Linked DNA regions of Mus musculus: all the other regions are linked to region 1. A link is a loop called in an ENCODE intact Hi-C map of the cell type or tissue named here. Cell type or tissue: left cerebral cortex. All regions are shown on one strand. Each heading gives the region's core, and the rest is flanking DNA. Links, peaks and the distances in the headings are about the cores only. Region 1 overlaps Wdpcp (WD repeat containing planar cell polarity effector). Region 2 overlaps Otx1 (orthodenticle homeobox 1). Region 3 overlaps Ehbp1 (EH domain binding protein 1).

The links. Peaks named below come from ENCODE experiments on the same cell type or tissue, not always from the same donor. Only the 100,000 strongest peaks of a DNase experiment are listed, where the experiment ranks them.
Region 2: it touches region 1 in a loop (3-fold over the local background); 3 of 42 quality-filtered maps call a loop at or near these places.
Region 3: it touches region 1 in a loop (2.9-fold over the local background); 10 of 42 quality-filtered maps call a loop at or near these places.

The regions. Positions count from the first base shown.
Region 1 is chr11:21,654,161-21,662,562 of GRCm38, reverse strand. Wdpcp (WD repeat containing planar cell polarity effector) reads right to left here. Exons shown (of 18, transcript NM_145425.3): 3 at 2,521-2,568; 4 at 1,624-1,674. Among named protein-coding and RNA genes, the nearest start is that of Wdpcp, 86 kb to the right of the region's middle. In left cerebral cortex, for the core only: CTCF peaks have their summits at 2,264 (motif pointing left) and 3,376 (motif pointing left); DNase peaks (open chromatin) are centred at 1,941 and 3,376.
Region 2 is chr11:21,989,264-21,997,665 of GRCm38, reverse strand. Otx1 (orthodenticle homeobox 1) reads left to right here. Exons shown (of 5, transcript NM_011023.3): 5 at 608-2,902. The coding sequence ends at 1,426. Among named protein-coding and RNA genes, the nearest start is that of Gm32517, 5.0 kb to the left of the region's middle. In left cerebral cortex, for the core only: no CTCF peak of the experiment used is centred there; DNase peaks (open chromatin) are centred at 3,646, 4,180, 4,336, 4,693 and 8 more places; H3K4me3 peaks cover 732 bases; H3K27ac peaks cover 447 bases.
Region 3 is chr11:22,193,005-22,201,351 of GRCm38, reverse strand. The region is part of intron 5 of Ehbp1 (EH domain binding protein 1); the gene reads left to right. Among named protein-coding and RNA genes, the nearest start is that of Ehbp1, 90 kb to the left of the region's middle. In left cerebral cortex, for the core only: no CTCF peak of the experiment used is centred there; DNase peaks (open chromatin) are centred at 3,153 and 4,124.

The DNA.
Region 1 (8,402 bases), core at 308-8,307:
CTTTTGTTTTATCTTATTACATGTTATTTTATTATGTTTTATTTTATTATTATCCCTTAGGAGCCTGCTTGTTTTCTAATGAGAGATAGAAAGGGAATGGATCCATATGGGAGGGGCTGGAAGGGGCAGAGAGACAGGAAGCAGTAATCAGGATATATCATGTGAAAAAAATCTATTTTCAATAAAATGAATAATAAGATAATTTAAAATCTATGCTAGAATTCAATAACAATATACCTTTAGTTTGTTTTAAATAATTTCAATTGAAAGGTTATTTAGGGAAGGTACAAAGTGAGCCTAAAACTAAATATCTTTTAAAAATTAATAAAATTGGGGCAGAGGTCTAACTCAGGGGTAAGGCACTTGCCTAGTATATGTGAAGCCCTGGGTTCCATCTCTAGCACCTACCACATACACATGAATACATGCTACACAAATAATTCTAATAGCATATTAAACCCATTAAAATACAAATTGATCTTTATAGTCTCATATTTAATAATTATGAAAAAGAAGTGTATATATAAATGTACATGTCATGTGTGCATATACAAATAATATATAGCATATATAGATATTTAAATTTGAGAGTAAAAATTGCTATGTATCTTATTTCAGCAAATTAATTTGGCTCTATAAACATAATTTTGATGTGTAGAACATATGTACAAATTTTAAGATATGTGTTACAGATAGCAATGCAGTATTCTAAAAATTAAATGTCAGTTTAATCACTTAAAATAAGGAAAGAGGGAAGGCTTTTCAGATTTAGCCATATTTTAAATAAAACTTTAAATTACATTAGCTTTAAATCATTAAACCTATATAGTGATATAGTTATACATACAATATACTTGTATCTTTGAGACTAACAACAACTAAAGAAAATGCTGATATAACAAATCTGACTTTATTAAAAATAAGCACAACAGCATTGGCAAGATGGCCCAGAAGGTGCAAGTGCCCACTGCACAGACTGACAGCCTGAGGTCAGGTTCTGGGACCAACATGGTGGAAGGAGAGGACCAGTTCTCTGATTTTCACACACATGCTATAGTGCACACCAGGACACACAGTCATGCATATACATACATAACACACACAATCATAAAATAACAATGTTAAAAATAGTAAAATATGCTAATACCTTAGGCAAAATATGAATACTTAAGTGATATCAGAATTTGAGCATGATTTATGATCATTTTCTCACACAAAAATTAGGTGACAGATATATAAATTTTACTACAGAACTTGTATGATTGATAAATCAGGTCATTGTAAACACCTTGAACATTTATACTTTTATTAGCCAGTTAAATATTTCAGATAAAATCGTTTATTTAAAAATATTAAGTGAAAATACACGTAATTTTAAGTTTGTGTTTACACAAGCATATATCCTACCAAAATTTTACATGGTAAATATTTTAGTGACTTAAATTAGAAAAACCTAACACATACAATTATTATGTGATTGAGTTCAATATAGAAACAATGAAAATTAGTAATTATAAGAAACGTGGACAGAATAGCATTTACAATTTATACAGAAAACAGTTCAATGGTAACACAACTCTCTATTTTTCTAATAATTTAAATATATTGATAAGGTAAACTTACATTCTGCCAGCCTTTGTTTTTCTTCTAAGTTACCATGCTCTGTTGCTGATACTGTAGCAAAGGAAAGACAAAAGAGGTGGGATTTGTTTTTATTACAGTATCTTGTATTTGTAATGGGTGCACAGACAATAGATTGTTGCAGACACTGAGATTAATACAGGATGCTAAGCTTTAAAAAGGACAGTTGAGAGAGAATGTCACAATGTGTGCTTGCATGCCATAGAAGCCATTTCCTTACTGTGCAGTGAAAAGGCTTATACAGCACAACAGGTGGGCCAATATTCTGAGCTTCCAATCTCATCAAACAGGAAAGGGAACTGCAACGGAGCCCAGAAGAGAAGCCGAAGCATCTGTCATCAGAGCTCTGAAGTCAGCCTATTAACTGCCATGCTAAGCACACAGGGTGCTCACATAGCCTCCACTTCAACGAAGAACAGAACAGGAAGTAACTCTAGCTAGGGAGACCTTTTGGCCCATCATAAAACTTCTGGGATTAACAGGATTAATCAGATAAAGAAAATTGATCATTCACTCAGAAATGTCTATTTCAGATATCAGGTGAGGATCCGGGAGGCCAGCATCACGAGACCAATGCATTAACAATGCCCTCTGCTGGGGCACCAATAAATAAATGTGAATAGACTGTCCTGTTATCAGCCTGATCGGCAACAAAATGAAAATGTCCACGTTCTTCTACAACATTTTCTCAGTACTGCTTTATTTTTGATTGATCAGATATTAATCTTAGCATTTTTCTCTTTAAAAAACCTGAAGTACTGCTCTTAAAAGTTTAGAATTTATCTAAAGCTCGTAAACACAGAGTTTTTAATGTTCTACTCCATTTCTAGGAACATCTCATTTATAAAACAAGTTAAGTAGAATAGGTAAGTACTTTACCTGATGGATCTTTCTTGTCATAGTACTGGTAGACGCCGATGTCTCTATCTATAGAGAGAAAGAAAGAACATTAAATTATGGTAAAAGTTCTGGAGAGTAAGAAGCCAAATCATACTATATCAGAGGGGCTTGTGGGGAGAGGAGCAGAAACAGTCTCCTTATGTTACTAGAAATAAAATAGCTCAAAAGCATCTGGACACGGGTTCATCTATTCTAGGGATATGCAGAAACTGGAAACTTTATCGATCTAATGAGAAACTCAGAATGGCAGAAGGAACCACACAGAACTAGAATGGCATGGGGGGGATTAGTAAAGAACTGAAATCAAGGAAGACCAAGTTTTCTCTTTCACACTTCCTCTGATATTTTTCACAGGGCGCTACCAAAAGGAACTGCCACTAAGCAATGCCAAATGAAGTCAGTGGATGGAAGAAAATGCCCTAGCTGTTGGATTCCGAGCTGTGGCTTGCTTTTCTCCAATTTAGCTCAGAAATCTAGTTCCTATCCTATAGCATTTGGGAGGAAATCTGCAAGAAGAAAGGAGGGATTACTGGGAGCTGTGGATAATTTTTTATCCGAAACTTGTTTAGAGTCAAAAGGCTTCCAAACCTATTCAAATTCAGACGCTCTGCTGGGCTAGGTAAGACACAAGTGAGACTCCGCAGATGTTGAGATTGGTTTAACCAAGGGATTCTGTTCTTGCAATTTAAACAAGAGAACAGAATAATTTTCCTGTGTCTATGAATAATAAAATATCTCCTTTATTGAAGTAACACTTATTTTCTTCCATGCAAAAATAATTCTCAGTTACTAACATAAGGAGGCTACAACTGTCTCTTATGAAGTGAAGCAGTACAGGCTGCCCCCTAGTGACTGATTGTCTCCAAACTTCTTCAAACTGAGTGACAAAACCAAAAGAAAAACATTAAGTAAAACTGCTATAATTAAGTCAGCAAATAAGTAACAGTCATGTGTACTTGATATACTCGGTACTCAATACTCATATACTAAAGCTATATTTTTTATTGATTGTGAAATTAAGACATTGGATAAAATCGACTTCCAACCCAAAGTTATCAAAAAAGACAAGGAGGGACACTTCATACTCATCAAAGGTAAAATCCTCCAAGAGGAACTCTCAATTCTGAATATCTACGCTCCAAATGCAAGGGCAGCCACATTCATTAAAGACACTTTAGTAAAGCTCAAAGCACACATTGCACCTCACACAATAATAGTGGGAGACCTCAACACACCACTTTCATCAATGGACAGATCGTGGAAACAGAAACTAAACAGGGACACAGTGAAACTAACAGAAGTTATGAAACAAATGGACCTGACAGATATCTACAGAATATTTAATCCTAAAACAAAAGGATATACCTTCTTCTCAGCACCTCACGGGACCTGCTCCAAAATTGACCATATAATTGGTCACAAAATAAGCCTCAACAGATACAAAAATATTGAAATTGTCCCATGTATCCTATCAGACCACCATGGCCTAAGACTGATCTTCAATAACAACATTAAGAATGGAAAGCCAACATTCACGTGGAAACTGAACAACACTCTTCTCAATGATACCTTGGTCAAGGAAGGAATAAAGAAAGAAATTAAAGACTTTTTAGAGTTTAATGAAAATGAAGCCACAACGTACCCAAACCTTTGGGACACAATGAAAGCATTTCTAAGAGGGAAACTCATAGCTCTGAGTACCTCCAAGAAGAAACGGGAGAGAGCACATACTAGCAGCTTGACAACACATCTAAAAGCTCTAGAAAAAAAGGAAGCAAATTCACCCAAGAGGAGTAGACGGCAGGAAATAATCAAACTCAGGGGTGAAATTAACCAAGTGGAAACAAGAAGAACTATTCAAAGAATTAACCAAACGAGGAGTTGGTTCTTTGAGAAAATCAACAAGATAGATAAACCCTTAGCTAGACTCACTAGAGGGCAAAGGGACAAAATCCTAATCAACAAAATCAGAAATGAAAAGGGAGACATAACAACAGATCCTGAAGAAATCCAAAACACCATCAGATCCTTCTACAAAAGCTTATACTCAACAAAACTGGAAAACCTGGATGAAATGGATAAATTTCTGGACAGATACCAGGTACCAAAGTTGAATCAGGATCAAGTTGACCTTCTAAACAGTCCCATATCCCCTAAAGAAATAGAAGCAGTTATTAATAGTCTCCCAACCAAAAAAAGCCCAGGACCAGATGGGTTTAGTGCAGAGTTCTATCAGACCTTCAAAGAAGATCTAATTCCAGTTCTGCACAAACTATTTCACAAGATAGAAGTAGAAGGTACTCTACCCAACTCATTTTATGAAGCCACTATTACTCTGATACCTAAACCACAGAAAGATCCAACAAAGATAGAGAACTTCAGACCAATTTCTCTTATGAATATCGATGCAAAAATCCTTAATAAAATTCTCGCTAACCGAATCCAAGAACACATTAAAGAAATCATCCATCCTGACCAAGTAGGTTTTATTCCAGGGATGCAGGGATGGTTTAATATACGAAAATCCATCAATGTAATCCATTATATAAACAAACTCAAAGACAAAAACCACATGATCATCTCGTTAGATGCAGAAAAAGCATTTGACAAGATCCAACACCCATTCATGATAAAAGTTTTGGAAAGATCAGGAATTCAAGGCCCATACCTAAACATAATAAAAGCAATCTACAGCAAACCAGTAGCCAACATCAAAGTAAACGGAGAGAAGCTGGAAGCAATCCCACTAAAATCAGGGACTAGACAAGGCTGCCCACTTTCTCCCTACCTTTTCAACATAGTACTTGAAGTATTAGCCAGAGCAATTCGACAACAAAAGGAGATCAAGGGGATACAAATTGGAAAAGAGGAAGTCAAAATATCACTTTTTGCAGATGATATGATAGTATATATAAGTGACCCTAAAAATTCCACCAGAGAACTCCTAAACCTGATAAACAGCTTTGGTGAAGTAGCTGGATATAAAATTAACTCAAACAAGTCAATGGCCTTTCTCTACACAAAGAATAAACAGGCTGAGAAAGAAATTAGGGAAACAACACCGTTCTCAATAGTCACAAATAATATAAAATATCTCGGCGTGACTCTAACTAAGGAAGTAAAAGATCTGTATGATAAAAACTTCAAGTCTCTGAAGAAAGAAATTAAAGAAGATCTCAGAAGATGGAAAGATCTCCCATGCTCATGGATTGGCAGGATCAACATTGTAAAAATGGCTATCTTGCCAAAAGCAATCTACAGATTCAATGCAATCCCCATCAAAATTCCAACTCAATTCTTCAACGAATTAGAAGGAGCAATTTGCAAATTCATCTGGAATAACAAAAAACCTAGGATAGCAAAAACTCTTCTCAAGGATAAAAGAACCTCTGGTGGAATCACCATGCCTGACCTAAAGCTTTACTACAGGGCAATTGTGATAAAAACTGCATGGTACTGGTATAGAGACAGACAAGTAGACCAATGGAATAGAATTGAAGACCCAGAAATGAACCCACACACCTATGGTCACTTGATCTTCGACAAGGGAGCTAAAACCATCCAGTGGAAGAAAGACAGCATTTTCAACAATTGGTGCTGGCACAACTGGTTGTTATCATGTAGAAGAATGCGAATCGATCCATACTTATCTCCTTGTACTAAGGTCAAATCTAAGTGGATCAAGGAACTTCACATAAAACCAGAGACACTGAAACTTATAGAGGAGAAAGTGGGGAAAAGCCTTGAAGATATGGGTACAGGGGAAAGATTCCTGAACAGAACAGCAATGGCTTGCTCTGTAAGATCGAGAATTGACAAATGGGACCTAATGAAACTCCAAAGTTTCTGCAAGGCAAAAGACACCGTCAATAGGACAAAAAGACCACCAACAGATTGGGAAAGGATCTTTACCTATCCTAAATCAGATAGGGGACTAATATCCAACATATATAAAGAACTCAAGAAGGTGGACTTCAGAAAATCAAATCACCCCATTAAAAAATGGGGCTCAGAACTGAACAAAGAATTCTCACCTGAGGAATACCGAATGGCAGAGAAGCACCTGAAAAAATGCTCAACATCCTTAATCATCAGGGAAATGCAAATCAAAACAACCCTGAGATTCCACCTCACACCAGTCAGAATGGCTAAGATCAAAAATTCAGGTGACAGCAGATGCTGGCGTGGATGTGGAGAAAGAGGAACACTCCTCCATTGTTGGTGGGATTGCAGGCTTGTACAACCACTCTGGAGATCAGTCTGGCGGTTCCTCAGAAAACTGGATATAGTACTACCGGAGGATCCAGCAATACCTCTCCTGGGCATATATCCAGAAGATGCCCCAACTGGTAAGAAGGACACATGCTCCACTATGTTCATAGCAGCCTTATTTATAATAGCCAGAAGCTGGAAGGAACCCAGATGCCCCTCAACAGAGGAATGGATACAGAAAATGTGGTACATCTACACAATGGAGTACTACTCAGCTATTAAAAAGAATGAATTTATGAAATTCCTGGCCAAATGGATGGACCTGGAGGGCATCATCCTGAGTGAGGTAACACATTCACAAAGGAACTCACACAATATGTACTCACTGATAAGTGGATATTAGCCCAAAACCTAAGATACCCAAGATATAAGATACAATTTCCTAAACACATGAAACTCAAGAAAAATGAAGACTGAAGTGTGAACACTATGCCCCTCCTTAGAAGTGGGAGCAAAACACCCTTGGAAGGAGTTACAGAGACAAAGTTTGGAGTTGAGATAAAAGGATGGACCATGTAGACACTACCATATCCGGGGATCCATCCCATAATCAGCTTCCAAATGCTGACACCATTGCATACACTAGCAAGATTATGCTGAAAGGACCCTGATATAGCTGTCTCTTGTCAGAGTATGCCTGGGCCTAGCAAACATAGAAGTGGATGCTCACAGTCGGCTATTGGATGGATCACATGGCCCCCAATGAAGGAGCTAGAGAAAGTACCAAAGAAGCTAAAGGGATCTGCAACCCTATAGGTGGAACAACATTATGAACTAACCAGTACCCCGGAGCTCTTGACTCTAGCTGCATATGCATCAAAAGATGGCCTAGTCGGCCATCACTGGAAAGAGAGGCCCATTGGACACGCAAACTTTATATGCCCCAGTACAGGGGAACGCCAGGGCCATAAAAGGGGAGTGGGTGGGTAGGGGAGAGGGGGTGGGTGGCTATGGGGGACTTTTGGTATAGCACTGCAAATGTAAATGAGCGAAATACCTAATAAAAAATGGAAAAAAAAAAAAAAAAAAAAAAAAAAAAAAAGAAAAACTAATGTTTAAATAGTATTCAATAAAAATAAACATGTGATGTTGTACAAAATTGCTACAATAATTATATTATGCATTAAGAATAAACCAATGTATAAAAAAAAAAAAAAAGAAATTAAGACATAATGTTAAAGAGTGCAATTGGATGTCAGATGGAAAACATCTACCAAACACTGACTAAGACTGAGGCCCCTTGAGTACTTAGAATAATTTGTTAGGCTGAGCAGTGGTTTCAGGAGTGTGCTCACCTTTTGATAGTTCACAGCATACTCTTACAAACTGTACACTTTTCAGTACATATGTTACACTTCAATCTTAAAAGTTTCTTGTTATTTAAAGCTATGAGCTAAGAGCTGCAGACATTATATATGCAAGCAATATTTCCTATTAAAAAACCACAGTTATAATTACAATACCGTTTCCTACATCAATATATTTACGACTCTAACATAGGACTAGGAAGACCTTAATTAAGGGACCTTGAATTCCATACACAAATCCGGGCTTAGTGGCCTGGCTAAGTGAGACTGAACGTAAGTGAG
Region 2 (8,402 bases), core at 328-8,327, 340 kb before region 1:
CAAAAGGCCCAAGGAAATCTCACCTTTTCCTTCTCGAAAAGCCCCAATACTGGAGTGCTGTTTCCGTCCAGCCTCTAGCTTTGCTTCTGTTCCCACCCAAATATTCGCCCTGACCAACTCCAGTCTCCAGGAGCCGACTCGGTGAAACCCCTCGGGCCCCAGGCTTGGTGGCTGACCTACACTTCGATGTTCTGTATCTCTCTGCTGTTTCCTGAGCTCTGTTCAAGGAAAACAGGGCCTCCAAAGTAAAACGGGGCTGCGGGGAAGCAGCCAACCGCAACAGCTTAGAGATGGCTGAACTTCTGGCTGGACAGACACAAATGTTCCGCCCTCGGGCAGAGTTGCGCTGGGCTTGGGGAGGTGCGCATCCCTCCAGCAGAGGAGGCTTACTAGGGGTTTGCGCAGAAGGATGGGGGAGGGAGCCAGAGCTGGGGACCTAGCACGTGCGGGGGAGGGGACAGGGTCTGGCAGGGCCGGGGACTGGGAGGGGTAGAGGCTGGGATTGAGAGCTTCCCGAGATCCTGGGCGGGGTATGAGTCCGAGGGGCGGAGGAGTAGCTCCACTAGCCAGCCCCCTGATCCCCTCTCCTTCACCCTGCTCACTGTAGGTTTGGTTCAAGAACCGCCGCGCCAAGTGCCGCCAGCAGCAGCAGAGCGGGAATGGAACGAAAACCCGGCCGGTCAAGAAGAAGTCGTCTCCAGTACGCGAGAGCTCGGGTTCAGAGAGCAGCGGCCAGTTCACGCCGCCCGCCGTATCTAGCTCTGCTTCTTCGTCTAGCTCAGCGTCCAGTGCCTCCGCCAACCCCGCGGCTGCTGCGGCCGCGGGCCTGGGTGGGAACCCAGTGGCAGCAGCGTCCTCTCTGAGCACGCCTACTGCTTCGTCCATCTGGAGCCCGGCCTCCATCTCGCCGGGCTCAGCGCCGACATCCGTATCGGTGCCAGAGCCACTGGCCGCTCCGAGCAACGCCTCGTGCATGCAGCGCTCGGTAGCCGCAGGTGCGGCCACTGCCGCAGCCTCCTACCCTATGTCCTATGGCCAGGGCGGAAGCTATGGTCAGGGATACCCCGCGCCCTCCTCTTCTTACTTTGGCGGTGTAGACTGCAGCTCCTACCTAGCGCCCATGCACTCTCATCACCACCCGCACCAGCTTAGCCCCATGGCACCCTCCTCCATGGCTGGCCATCATCACCATCACCCTCATGCGCACCACCCACTGAGCCAATCTTCAGGCCACCACCACCACCATCACCACCACCACCACCACCAAGGTTATGGAGGCTCTGGGCTCGCCTTCAATTCTGCCGATTGCTTGGATTACAAGGAGCCCGCCGCCGCCGCTGCTTCCTCTGCCTGGAAACTCAATTTCAACTCTCCCGACTGTCTGGACTATAAGGACCAAGCCTCGTGGCGGTTCCAGGTCTTGTGAGCCCAGGAGGGAAAGGAAGTGGAGAAGAAACGCAACTACCTATACCCTCCATGGTCCCCATCCTGTTGCTGCTGCTGCACCACCCGCCTTTGCCTTGGCTTTTCCAAAACTTAATTTTCAGTCCCCCAAAAGATATTCATTGCCTGCACTGCCGCTCCCATCTGTGTGCCACTTGGTTGGGGGTGGAGGATGCAGCCCTTCTCCCCCTTGGAGGTGGGGCCCGGTGCTCCCACTTGGCCCTCCGTTTCTTCCCGGAATAGCAGTACGCTCTCGCTCTCAGCTCGTGCGTCACCCCTTCAAGTCTTTCTGGACAGCTTTTATGCACCTGGAGCCTTCTGGGGCTCTTCGCTCTGACCCTCTGTTTTGAGCTCAACCGTTTTATTTATTCTTTCTGGACACTGAAGTCACTAACTGGCGTATATCAACCGTTTGGAGTGTGTCCATACATACACACTCCTAATCAAACCCTCCACTGTTTCTCCTAGCAGACTGTCGCCCCTTCAGCTGCCCTTGATCTAGCTCCCCACCCGCAGGCCCGAGCTTCCAGCATTTCTGTCTCACCAGTGGTGAGCGTTGGGCCAGGCTCGCGGCAGGAGTGTGCCCCAGCCTCCTTTCCTACCCTGCGCTGGACTGATTCAAGCTTCCGCCTCAGCGGGAATGCTGTACATAGTCAGGTCCGTTCCAGGGACCACTTAAAGTTTTTAGTTGCTGTTGGTTGAACTGAGCATCTCTCTTGTTTTAGCGTCCAAGAAACAGAACTTTAAAATATATACATCACATATATATATATATATATACACACGCACACACACACATATATATATAACAGAAGCAAAAAAATTATTTCCCCTTTGTTCCCGTTCCTCTCTTCCTCAAACGATGGTGGTTCTTATTTTTCAGTTATTACAAAGCTGTCCTGCCCTCTTCACACCTCCCTTTGTGTATTTATTAAAGAAACCCGCTTGGTTCCAGGAAGCTGGGCGCTAGAGGATCGGAAGTGAAGGAAACAGCTAAGTCAGGATACAGGGGTCGGGGCTAGGCTGGTCAGGGCGCACGACTGACCCTTCGCCAGTCTAAGCACAGTATCAAAGCTTCCGCTTAGAAACAAACAGACAAACAAACAAGGTGAAATTACAGCATTGTGGAAAGAAAACCAAGCCCGAGTTCCAGGTCCAATGTTTCTCTCTCTCTCTCTCTCTCTCTCTCTCTCTCTCTCTCTCTCTCTCTCAAACACCCTGTCTGTTCTGTGAGTTTTTAGTGAACCTTCCTTCTCCGAAATCTGCGGAGAGTACCTGTGTACCTATCGGTTTTGGTTTTGGCCGCTTGGTTCAGTAGGTGGGAAAGTAATTTGTAAATTTGATTTGTCCGATGTGAAGATCACAAATTACTTGTTGAGATGTAAGGCAGTCCGTCTCCTCTTCCTCTTTATCTACATTATTTCCCGAAAATAAAAGCAAATTAATGAGTGGCTTGTCAGCGTTGCTCTTCTAATTCCAGCTTCGGGTCTCGGTCTCAGGGGATTAAAAGGGAGGAAATCTGTGTTAATAACCCGCGTGTTAATGATCTGCGCGAAGCTGGAGGCTGAAGAATAAGGCGGGAAGTCATGGCAAGGGGAGTTCCCCAAAACGTTCTTTTAGGGAGTGCCCCCTCATCGGCCCGGCCTCTCCCTCTTCAATGTTTTGACCCCGCGCCTTCTTGCCTTCTAGGACAGAGACAGGTGTCAGGACTCAATTCCAGAAACAGCTCCTTTCTCTTCGGAGGCAGGAGCCTGGCACTGATTTCTTCACCCTAATTGCCAGCACCAGAATGAAGAGGGGGAGAAGGGGGAGGGGAAGAGGGTCGGGAGGCGGGAAAGGATGCGGGTGTAATGCTCTCTGAGCTGAGCCAAGAAGGAAAACAAAACGATCAAAAAAAAAAAAAAAATCTGTGTCCTACAGTGGAGAAGCGTCTCCCGGTGGCTTCACGGTGACTGTGGGATCCTAAGTCCCAACCTCGTGCTAAGGAGTCTTTCTAAACCATTAGTTCGCACAAGAAATGGTCCAGTTATTTATCTATCTTTCGTAAAGTTTCGTTAAAGCAGACAAAGGCGAATTGACCAGTGCGAGTTTCACTTCCTCAGAGGAGAAGATGCCCGGCCTGCAGCCATGAATGGAGAGGGCAGCTCGCCTTCCGTCTGGGGGGACAGAAGGGCTTGTAGGTACTACTCTTCCTAGCTCGGCCACTGGGACGGGACTTGGGAGACTAAAGTGGAGGGAAAGTGTATTAATAACGTCTGCTGCCCGAGAAAATTCGGGGTCCAGAACTGTCCAGATTGTTCTGACGGCTCCTGTGGAGGTGAGCCCAGAAGCCGCGCTTTGCCCACGGGCCGGAGGAAATCAGGAGACAACGAAAACTTGCCCGCGGAGGCAGCGGTAGCCCCTGCTTCTAGTCCGTGAGATTGGCGCGGGGCTGGAGGTCGGCAGGGCACTGGAGCCTTGGCCACGGGGAAGCCGTCCCCGCCGTGTCCGGCCTAGGGTTCGGCCTCCCAGCTCCGGCCCAAGCTTCCTAACTGAGTCCCCGGGGCGGAGGGAGAGCCGCCTGGGCGCGCGGGATCCCTGCAGGGCCAGCCGCCCCCGCGAAGGCTGCTCTGGGCCTGCTCCCTGCCGCGTGCGCCGTGGCCCCTGGCCCGCGGGCCCCGGGCGTTCGCGTGAAGCGGGGCTGGAGGTCCGGGCGGAGGCCTCAGGAGGCCGCCGGGTCCTCCCCACAGGTCCCGCCCTAGGCGTCCCGGGGCTGAGCAGCAGCCGCTTCCACGGGGTCTGGAGGCCCCGAGGCCCTGACCCGCCAGGCTGGGCCTAGCCGCGGCTCGGACGAACCCTGTGGGCGGGCCTCGGGTTCGTCGCGGTTGTCAGTTTGCCCGACTGGCCCCGGTGGTTCGCGAACTTTCCTGGTAGAGCCGGCCGGTGTGGGTGGGAGCGTCGGCGACGCCTCGGCTGTCCCCGCTCAGACGCGCCGCCGAGCACGCCTGCAACAGGAGGCTTCGAGGAGGAGCGGGCACGTGCTTCCCCCTGGGCCTGGGCCTGGGTCGGGGCGCAGGGCCGAGGGCGCGCCGGGGCGCAGGCTCCGGCCGCGGGAACGCGCGCGGGCCGTCGGGGCAGCGGGCCGCGGTCGCCCGTGTGGAGTTTTGGGGGCCTGGGAGCGTCCTTGGGTCACACCTCTCTCAAAGCCGAAAGCGCGTCAGGGGCTGGAGCCCGCAGACGCCAGGTAGAACTACGCGGTCTCTGGAGCCCGAACTCTGGAGCACGGAGCAGCACGGACAGGGCCTGGGAGCTCAACGAAATCTCCACGCGTCCCGAGTGCAGCCCGTGTCTGTCCGCTCGCCCCGGAGGGCCGAAAGGCCTGCTCTTGGCGGACATGGGTAAGGGCTCTGGGCACGACAGTTGGGCTACCTCAGTGAGTTCTTGGCCCACTGAAACTCTGAGGAGAGTCGCGGGAATAAGATGGCTTGTTGGAGGGCTTGTCTGGCTTTGATATTGGCTACAGAGGGTTGGGAAGAAGGTGATATTTCAATTGTGAATGTGTGTGCAAATCCTTCTTCCTTCCTTCCTTCCTTCCTTCCTTCCTTCCTTCCTTCCTTCCTTCCTTCCTCTCTCTCTCTCTCTCTTTCTCTCTCTCTCTCTCTTTCTTCTCTTTCTTCCTCTCTCTCTTTCTCTCTCTCTCTTTCTTTCTTTCTTTCTTTCTTTCTTTCTTTCTTTCTTTCTTTCTTTCTTAGAAAAGCCTTAAAGGATCGAGGGGCGGGGGGCGGGGGGTGGTGGTGATGGTGGTGGCGGGAATTTGGGAATAAAAAAGATGAAAAACCTTAATTAGTGTCAGCAGATTCACACCTGCTGTAGTCCAGAGACCAAAACTGAACCAAACCAAAACATCAAGTTTTAGTTTAAAAAGAAAATTACCACCACCAACACACACACACCTTGTAATTTGTGAAAATAGCACTCTCCATGGCTATTGTGATTTTTTTTATTTAAAAAATAAGAGATAAATTCATTACTAACTGGAAGACTCAATTATAATGTTAATGATGTCAAAGATGTCTGATGTCAAGGTTGTGTTTAAAGGTGAAGAAATGAATATATCTGATATACAACTGTAGCCAATACATACATTATTGGTAAAGAGAATTTGCATGATTATTATTCATGACCAGAAAATGACTTGGCTTTTGATGTAGAATCAATTTAAGAATAGCAATAAGATATTTTTATAAAGTTCCCCAATTAGTGGGGTTTGGTGACATAAGCCTATAATCCCAGCTCTCGAGGGCAGGACACAGGAGGATCAGGAGTTCAGAGCCAACCTCACCTACATAGTAAGTTAAAAAAACCTGCCTGGGCTACAGGAGACCCTATCTCAAAAAGCAAAACCAAACAACTCCCTATCTGCTCCCCCATGGACCCCAAAAGAAAGAAAAAACTTAAAGGCAGAAAAGTTACATGTGACTTTGTTTTCCACACTATGCCTCCCTCTTTCTTAAAGTTCAGAATCTCATGGAAATGGAAAAGTCTCAAGATCAACAATAATGAAAATCAATAACTTAAATAATATTGTATAATAATGAATGTCTTATTTGACCACAGGAAGTTACCTCAGTTATCTTAAATAAATAAGATGTTTAGATAAGTGTTGGGGATATCTAAATTATACTTTTTGAAAGCCAGAGTTTCCCTGCCTGTTATTAATATATCATTCTCCAGAAAGCAATTCTGCCTTTTAATTATTATGCTGATGTGTACTGCTATCTGAAAAGAAACGCTGTGTTGTGTGTGGGGGGGGGGGGGAAGGGGGGAAGCACATTCCATTTTGAGTCTGTTTTTCTTTAGTTGTATTTTTAAAACTGAGTTGCATTTTACTTAAAACAATTTCTAGGCAGTTCTTCAGAAGCCTTAAGGAGCAGAACACTGTCTGGAAGTCCTTTAACCATTTTAGTTAAATGGCAGTCAAACAGGAGAGCCCAAATTGCTTTTTAAACACATCTATGTTTGTTTCTTGGAGAAAGAGAGAAAAAAAATACGTGCATGTTGCTCTCAACTGAGTTGAGTGGTGCTGTAATATACAAAACGGCACACCTGTTTCTAGACTCTTGTTGAGAGATGGAAAGTCCTGATTACTGTTAGAATTGTTTCAAGAAGCCTTTTAGTTCAAATAGGATTTGGACTCTGTTTAATCGATGATAAAGCCAATGATAGAAATTGATGATAAATCGATGATAGAAACATTGAAAATCTATTGCTTCTAAAGAATTGTACCTCTTTTTGGTGGCCAGTATTCGGAGACAAAATTGCATTACATTTCCAGGTCACAAAACCTTTTTTTAAAGGTTAATCTTTATTGAGCTGCTTATGAAAACTTTGGAATTTTTAGAAATTCGTTTAGATTGTAAAATTATGATTTAAGGAATTTGAGTCCAAAATTTTGGAGGGATTGAAGTGGAATATAAATAAATCATAACTAATTTTGATGCTTTGGGGTAAAAACTAAATGTAAGAGTAAACGGTCTCTGATTCACCAGCATAGTGTCTGAAGAGCTTATAAAATATTTTTAGTGTACAAATATTCTTCTGTATGTGTAAAGCTCTGAATGCTTCTAAGATACACCATCATCTGTCACAGCTATTTCAAATAGGGATCATCGTATTTTCTTTTTAAAATTTATTTAAAATTTTTTTCCTGTGAAATATACATATGAAAGAAATTATAAAACAGATTTTTTACACTTTAAAAAATAATGAAATATACATGGTGTTACAAGTTTTTAACAAATGCTTTGAAAAGTAGACTTACAGTTGGTTACAGTGTCAGCATTTAAACTTGATGTTAAATAAAATAATCTATGTTTTAGGTATTTTGCTAAATCCATTAGTAACTGGCTACCTTTTAAGAGAGAGGAATATTTGAAAGAGATATAAAAATTATACAGGCCTTTATAAATTCATAGGATCTCTGGATGGCGCTTTGTCTGGCTGTGTTCCTAATGAGAGGGCACCAAGAGAAGATGCTGTTTCCCCAGAGTTTATATTTGGTGCCATTCAAGTGATGGCTTTGGAGTCTGATTTTAGTGCTAGTGTCTCCATGTTTCAAATCTAGCCTATTCTTTTTGATTCTATATACTTCTACATCTTCCAGGGAGACCAGTGGACTTTAGAACTTAGCATGTTAACGCTGTAATCTCTCCTTCTTCTAACACTGCACATGAAGGATTTTGCTTTAAAACAGTTGGGGAAGAGAGGGAGATGGTAAATGGGCTTGGTGATAAAAGCCTGTAATCACAGCACTTGAGAGACTGGAGCAGGAGGATTGCTGTGAGGTTGAGGCCAGCCTGGGCTACATAGCAAGCCACTGCATCTGAGTTGGGGATGGGGGCTGAGGACAAGTAGGCAGGGTCTGCATTAAGTCTCAGCTGTATAAGGCTGAGGGAGCTTTCATGCAATTCTTTTTACTTTTGTACATCTTTGGTTGTTTTCTTGATACCATAAATAAAGGGCTGGGAGGGTAGCTCAATGGTAAATACCTATAAACCTCTGAGTTCATCCTCAGCACGGGGTGGGGGGGGGAGTATTTAGAAGCTTTTACTTGGTTGCAGGAAATAGTCCTTTCAGTGAGCTGAAGAACTAGAGCTTCCCATGCGTTGGTCTACACACCATTATTCACATAGATTGCTTTGTTGGATCTGTTAAAGCTTGAGAGGTTGATGATAGGCAAGACTCAGTAACTTGGAGACTTAAGCAAGGCTAAATGCTGATGTGTAACCAGCAGGACCGAAGTCAGTGTCAGAGCCTTCGCTCTCGAGGCTGCTACTTTATTTTACAGCATTGCAGCAAAAACTCATTCAAAGAAGGCACATTGGATAATGTGAGAATAGATTATCAGATTAATTTGAGCTGTTTGTCTCTTTACTATGCTTGTTTTATCAAACTGGACACAACCAGAACTCACATGTAAT
Region 3 (8,347 bases), core at 1-8,000, 540 kb before region 1:
TAGCGTCTGGCTCTGTGACTGTCAGCCTGTGCTGTGCTAGCTGTCTTACTGCAGTCCGTCTACAGCAGTGGGCACTTGGTCACATGTACGTTACATTGGGCTGAGGCTGACTTACACACGGTTTTGGTGTTCTGCATCTACTTTTAAAGTAGATGCCATTTGGTACCATCATGTAAGTCCTGCGTGCACTGCTGACTGAGGCAGCTTCGATATAGGGCACACATTTCCAGTTCTGTGACTTACAGAATGATCGTACCTTAACACGAGATTTGTCCCTGAGAAATCAGAAGCATCTTAGAGCCAAGATCAGTCAGGGGTTTCTATATTCTTCTCATGTATTTGCTCATTTTAAGTGACATAGCTCTTATATATAATTTGTGCACTTCAAATAAAGCTTTTAAAACAGTAGATGCTCAGCATGTCTAAAAAAATGAACTTGTCATATACACACACACATATATATGTATATATACATATATATATATATATATATATATATATACACACACACACACATATATACACACACACATATATATATCCGTATATATATAACATTTGGATTTTTTCTTTAATTTGACTTTACTTTTCCATGTGAAAGTTTTGTATCTTCCTGCTAATTTAAAGCAGCTATGTATTAAAAAGTATTTTTGTCAATTTACAAACTGCAGCTAAACCACTATGCATTGTAAATATCCACTAAGTATACAGTTTCATTCTTAGTAAATTCGGAGTGACATGCTTAAGCTTTACTGCCTACAGCCTTCTTAGTTTCTGTACCCCAGTAAGATGTGTGGTGTGACAGTCTGTGACTCAGATCTGCAAAGGAACAATGTACAAGCAAAATTTATAACCCTTTGTCATACGACCAACTTAGTGGCTGGAAATAATCAAAAGGAAAATTATTCTTGTGTTAACAGAATGACTTGTTTTGCTTTAGAATTGTTCTTTGTTTGAACATGTCTTGGTATGAGTGTTAGGTTGCTGCTCATATTTAGAAACATTTATAGTTAGCATTATTTACCTTATTTTAAATGTGCATCATGTTTGTCCTTTTCAGACTTTTTGCATAAGTGTTTATAGAACTGATGTTTTCTCCTATGTATAAAGATGTTTGCTAACTCCAACTTTTCCTAGTGGTTGGGTTCTTCGCAGGCACCAGTGAGCTCTTTCACAAGTGTGAGCCATGAGAGGGCTCTGTTTCTGCAGCAGTGACTCTGGGTTAGAATCCATGCCACTGATAGCTTGACTCAGTGAAAGGCTAGAGGGCTTCAGATTATTAGACAAAACCAGTCCTTCAGCAGGGCTTCTACAGTGGCCTTGTTCATTCAAGGACGGTTCTTGTGGCAAGGTTCAGAGTTGAGTTTAGAGGCAGGTTTCAATGCAGACATGTCAACAAGTAGGTCGTATAAAATGAAAGTGATGACTGGGGGTGACAAAATGAAATCAAGTTAACTGGAACCACCTGAAATCGTCAGTTTAATTTGGTAGGGGATGGGAAGAAGGATTCTGAACAAGCAGCGATACTTTGTAAATAATGACTCTGCGTTACATATGAGCCACTAACAAAAGGGAGGCACAAAAGACTCGATTGCCTTGTTTGTTTTTTTATTTTGCATTGGGAGGAAAAAGTAGGAGAGGGGTATAATTTAGGTCTGATAGAAAGAAATGGGAGCTGCCAAACGTGCTAGGAAGGAGGGGAAATGAGTGGGTAAAGAATCTGCACTGGTTACAGGGAATGCCTGTGAGCTTAGCACAGTGTCTGAAGTCTTGCTTACTTTAAAATTTTATACAAGTTCATTCGCCCTCAGTATTTCTTATTCTTGCTCCACACCCAGGCTCCATCCTTCATCTTTATTCTCTTTGTAAGTTGCTTTCATTAGCGACTGAGGGGTAAAATGGAGATCAGAGAACTGACTTGAGACCCGAGCTGTCTTCTCTGCTCTGTAGTTGGTGCTTCCTAGATTATTTACAGCATTTCTCCCCTACACATCCTTGTTTGTCTCTGTGTTGGTGGACCTGATGACTGAAAACCTCAAGTCAGTCAGAGGGTAGCTTCAATCAGATTATTGGTTTTGACTGATTTTAACTTTTAAATCAAGCAGGAATTGCAAGAATCTAAATTGCCTTAACTACTATTTCTTGATGGACAGGCAAAGTAATTTAATTTATAAAATGACTTTATAACAAGCATGAAAGGATAGATAGCACTGGCATTTCTTTGTGACTGAGGTATAGTAGCACACATCCAGGAGGGTGCTGATTTATAAATGTGTATTCTCAGTGTCTGGTGCAGTCTGGGGTTTAGATACCCTGAGCTTGGGAGAGCTCTTCTTGTAATATGATTACTTTTTATACTATAGGATTTTATTTTTAATGTCTTTGTGTATTTAATTATTTTAAAATTATGATTACTTTTGCTGTATTTAATATGAAGTTTTTTTTTAACGCTCTTTTTCATCCTACCAAAATTTAGCTTGCCATCCCATCAAAATAGATAAATCCAAAAAGCCCATTTTGGATAAGTATAATATTTTCAAAGTTTCTAAGTTGAATAAACTCTTTACTTTCCACTGAAACTTTTTTTTATTGTTTTGAGCCTAAACATGAACAAATTCTTTTTTAAACATATGTGTATTTAAATAAGCAACACTTCATATCTTTTCTTCATAAAGTGAAATATTTCCTTAATGCTAACACAACCCTAGTCACTTCTCTGCCAAAGCAAACAGAAGAATGAACGCTTTATTAATCATCCGTAACTAACGTGGGTACACAGAGAAGAAAATCAAATCTGTTTTTGACAAGAACCTTTTGATGGAATTAGAAAGAGAGAGAGAGAGAGAGGGAGAGAGAGAGAGAGAGAGCGCAAGAGAGCACCGTTCTTTCTCTTCTCCTGAAGAGAGACTTCACCTCCCCGTGGGTCTCTTGTCATTTGTGAACATAAAGGAAGGTTAGGTCTTTATTTTCACTGCTGCACACAAATGGCAACAAGTCAAAACTTGGAAGAACTTTAAATAAAAGTGGCATTCTCCTGCCTCCTCCCTTCCTTCCAGCTCCAGCTCCACATCATAGAGGTGTAGCTTTTCATCCCAGTTCCAGTTCTCTTCTCCTCCGTTGTAGCTCTGAAGGACGCCTATTTAGTGAGTTGGTAACCTCACATAACAGTTACTGCATTTCTGGTTCAGGTTTCACATGCCTGCCTGGAAGCATTTCAAAAATAAAAATAGGTCACAAGGAGGTGTTCTCTGATGATTTCTTCACCCCACCGTCTTCCTTCCTCCGACTCCTCCAGGGTTCAACACTGGTTGCCACCAGGCTCACTGCTGCTCCAAGCTCAGCCTCTCCTATGATCCCGCACTCACTCTCCACACCCACTCTCCGACTTCTCCACAGTCCTCATACTCAAATCTACTTTATATGTATATTTTGAGGCTTCTTTGTTATTAGAGTTTGTATTAATATAGAGTCAGCCTAGGCAAACATTATATTTTCTTCTTAAAGATGTAGAAAATTCACAGAAAAATAAAAATATGCGTTGGCCGGATATTCTGGCACATACTGATAGCCCTAGCTCCTGGGAGGGCCGGGGCTAGGTTTGTGACTTTGAAACCAGCCTGGACTATCTAAGGGCCCTGTGAGAAGACAAACATCAAGAAAAACAAATCTTTATAGGCTCAAGTAATTCCTTCTGGTTTTCCCTTGTTTGGTTTTTCTACTGTGGGTCAGTGGTCTTTGATAAAAACTAGGCTTCCTACCCTTCTTTTATGGGTAGGAATAAGAATTTTGACTTTAAAAAGCTGAAAGAATAGGCAAATAGAGCAGTCTTGATTTTCTGTGCAAACAAATTTACCCTTTCTTTAAAAGACTATTAAAAGCAACGTAACAGAGATGAGTTGTGTTACAGTTGTCTTCTCTGCCCTTCTGCCCCTTCTTGGCTCCTCTGGGCCTGCCCCCTCTGTTCTCGCCATACCGCTTCAAGACAACCCATCCCTCCAGCCATCTTTTCCTAGGAGATAATCTCAATTTAAAATGGTAATCAGGATAAAAATGGAACTCGGCATTTAATTTTAGAATGAACCGTTTACTAGAATATATCAATTACTTCAGAGATTCCTGTACTGATTTTAGTCCATTTTAAACAGCTTGTTTGGGGCCCTGCCTGGAAATAATCATGAAACTGTGTGACTGTCTAAACCTAAGTCTGTCTTCTCAGCATTTTATGAATTAGGTTTGTTAACTTCTGTCACTCTGGAAAGTCGTGTATCTGTAGTTAGGTTGGAATGCCCAATTACACAGCAGGCATATTAGACTGTGGGTCATAAAAATCTGTAACTAGGAGGTATTCCAAGACTGTCGAAAGGCTTGGCCTTCTGAGGCTGCCCAACTGTGCCCTGATGAACTGACTTCTCCTTAGTGTAGAATTTCCTGTTTTCTGCCCAGTCAACTAAAAAATAAGCACGCTTGTGTGTTGACTTTAGTCTCCAGTCAGTCTTACCGGAGTTGAAGGTTTCACTCTTTTTCAGAATATAATAAACAGTATACTGATAAGTTTCTCTTTGTGAAATATTTATTTTCGTGTCACTGTGTTATTTTTCAAACGGATCAATATCATTCCTGATTTTAAATGTTAAAAAAATACTGTTTCCTATATGTCACTGTTTCTAAGCTATCATTAAATTATTAATATTTATTCAGTAAAAATGGTTACTGTTTTGCCATTGAAGTTACTTGACCACAGAACATTCCCTTTTTCTATATTTTCATGTGTAGGGTATTTTTTTTTAACCTTTTAAAATAAGACAAAGTACTTCTAAAAACAAAATAAGAATTGCCCCAAGAAGTGTTAAAGCCCATATCTGCTTTGTGTCTTAGAAATTTGGAGCTATCTTTAAAAACACAGAAGGCAGTGGCCATGGACTCTGAAGCTGCCGCTGAAGCTACCAGGCCATAACCATCATCCGAGCAGAGCATGGTCTAACTCTGGTGGGAGGTATTAAGTAGGTCTTGGGGAGACTAAAAAGCCTTGCATGGTTAGCTGGTATTGTGCTGAGAAGGAAATGTCTGACTTAAATCAAGTATTTATCTTTAAGAACTTTTATATAAACTTGAATTTTTCTTAAAATTCTTAAATATTATGGAGCCATTGATATTAAACCAGGAAAACGAAAATTCTATTTAAGATTTTTATTATTTGTCTTAAAAATTAACTTTGTTTCCAGTGAATGCCCTTTATTTTAGAAATTAATTTAGAAATTAGAAACTTAATTGAAAATGTAATATTTGGCCATCTTTTTACTTTAAAAAGGAGTAAAATAATTCTGTCTTGATTTTACTCTTTTCTCGGAGGACTTGCTAGGTTTCCTGTGTCTGTCTTCAGAAATCCATGTTATCTTTTCATACACAGGGCAGAGTAATCCGTACCCTTTGTTCATCTTACCGTGTACACTGATAGGTTTTTAACGATACCAGAGCACACTATTAAATTTTTTGTCTTATTTTTTCCCATATAAAACTTACAGTTTATTAGGATTTTAAAACCTTAAATGAGTCTTAGTTTCTGTAATGTGCAGTGCAGTTCAGTCGCCTGACTCCCCTGCTGTGGGCCGGGCCACCCTTCAGTCTTAAGGCACTTTCACACACCACATATCACTGAAAAACTGTTCTTTCTTGAACACCTCTGCCCTTGACTTCTAATGTACCTTTCTCCCTCCCTCCTTCCCTCCCTCCAGCCCCTCTGTGTCTCTCTCAGTTTTGAAGAACAGGCAGAGGAACAGATCTTTTCTTTTCTCTTGTAAGTTTTCTCCTCTCCAGAAACAAAGTTACCTACCTTTACAAGACTCTAAGGGACAGAGGTATACTGGTTTTATCTTCCCTCCATTCTGTCAGACTTTGGTCCCTGTGAAAGAGTCCTGCTCTCATCTTTAATAAAACAAAGCATAAACAAAAAACCAAGCACTTAGAAAACCTATCTCAGAATTTTTTGTCTCTACCTCGTGAACTTGACTAAACGTGAACACACCATCATCAAGTGCAGAGTTCTCTTTATTTCAAAGGAAGCACTTAAACCTGGTCACAGCTTTTGCTCTGAGCGGTGTATTACTTGTCTGTCATTTCGTTTTTGCGTGCAGTAACCTGGTAGTAGTTGTTATTGCTTGAATTACAGTTTGAGCACCAATAGCATACTGGGCACCACACCAGATAAATCCCAGCCCCACAGGCACAATATGATTGACAGCTATTTTCAGAGAATGGTAGTAGTTGTATAACAGCAAAAGAAACTGGCTTGGAATTTTTATCAACAGTTACCTTAAAGTAACTTGCTAGATAATGTCCTCTAAGTCTGAGGCTTTAGCTTTCAAAAATAGGACCTTTAAGGTCCTTCCTTATCTTTATGAAAAACTAAAGCACACCTTGTGCTGCTCTGCTCGTCAGCCTGTGAAGGGACACATTCCCTTACCTCAGCATGACCTCCCCCCCCCCCACATACACACACCTGTTAATAGTGAATAGAGGACATCCAGAAATGAACTTTGACCTTCACCTAACTAAAACCCAGCCAAAGAGCAATGACAAAAACTGCCAATGAAAACAGGAGAGCTAAAGATAGAATGTTAAGTAACCGCTAAGCCCTGTGAGTTGATTGGTGGTTCTTACCAGGGTGTTAGCTGCTGCAGTACCTCTGACGAGACAGTAGTGCTGAGAGGTGAGAATGGTCTTCAAAACCAAAACCAAACCAGACCAAGCTCTCAGGGACTAAACCACCAACCAAAGAGTACACATGGAGGGACCCATGGCCTCAGCTGCATATGTAGCAGAGGATGACCTTGTTGGACATCAGTGGGAGGAAAGGTCCTTGGTCCTGTGAAGGCTCCATGCTCCAGTGTAGGGGAATGCCAGGGTGGGGAGGCGGGAGTGGCTGGGTGGGTGGGAGGAACACCCTCATAGAAGCAGGGAGAGGGGGGATGGGATAGGGAGTGTGGTGGGGGGGCGCACTGGGAAAGGGGATAACATTTAAAATGTAAATAAAGAAAAATATCCAATGTAAAAAAAGCAACAGACAAGAGCTCAGTTAGATTCTAACTGCTATTACAATAAATGATGTACAATCAGGACCCTACAGAAATAAGAATATATATATGTGTGTGTGTGTGTGTGTGTGTGTGTGTGTGTGTGTGGTGTGTATGTATGTGTGTGTATATATATATATATATATATATATATATATATATATATATGTGTGTGTGTTTGTGTGTGTGTGTGTGTTTGTGTGTGTGTGTGTGTATGTATGTATATATATATATTGAAGGTAAACTTTGGTGCTCAAGAGATAGCTCAGTGGTTTAAGGTTAACTCCAAGCATCTGGGTCAAATTGCTCACAACTGGTCTCTTTGGGCACCCTCATGCATGTGAGTGTTGGAACCCCCTCCCACACAGAAATTGTACCATAAAATTAGAATGTGATCTTTGTGTCATTGAAAACTAAGTATGAGGAAAACACCTCAGTTCTTCTTTGTCTGCATATGTCAGGTGCAAGCAGTATCTGCCTCTTCAGAGACATTTAAATATCAGTGGTTGTGAATTTTAAGAGTGCAAGGGACTAGATATTTCCTTAGTGACGTGACCCAGAAAAGCCAGAGAAAACCTCTGCAATGTAACTTACTTCGCTATAGTGGAGGGATTAAAAACATGCCTACTTCATAGAAGTGTCTCTTAACACATGTTCTTAAACAGACAGCACCTGGCATGATAGATTATTGTTGATGTTGTGTTGAGAAATTAATGGGATAAGCAGTTTACTGTGCGTATAGAAAGCAGTTCAGAGAGCTCTGATGTTGCAGGGTTTCTTTAATCCCTATATGTTTCACACTTTCACATTGATGCTTGGAAAGGAAGGAGCTCTGAACAACACTGCTTACATTATATAGCTCTGTTTTCTTCTTGGTGCTGGGACTGGACCTGGGGGCTTTCTCATGCTAAGCATGCACTCTTGCTCTGACCACTTAAGCACAGGCTGCTAGAGTTTACAAGTGTTCTAGGGTGCTGGTGGGATACCTGTTCAAAGCTCAATGTGCATAATCCTCATTTGAAAACATAGATTGCTTGATTCATTTGATTGTGGTGTCAATTGATTTTTATATTATGCCTTTTATTTGTACAGTATTTTAGAGAATTATGCTGAAACTAAGTAGCATGGTTCAGTTTTAAGTTTAAATGGTTAATCTGCCTTTTTAACTGTAGAAAGTTGAAGGGGTTTTTTTTTTTTTTTTTTCACCCTCAAGCTGAAAAACACTGAGAATTCAGGCTGTACCTGAAACATCACAGAACATGATGGTAATTATCTGT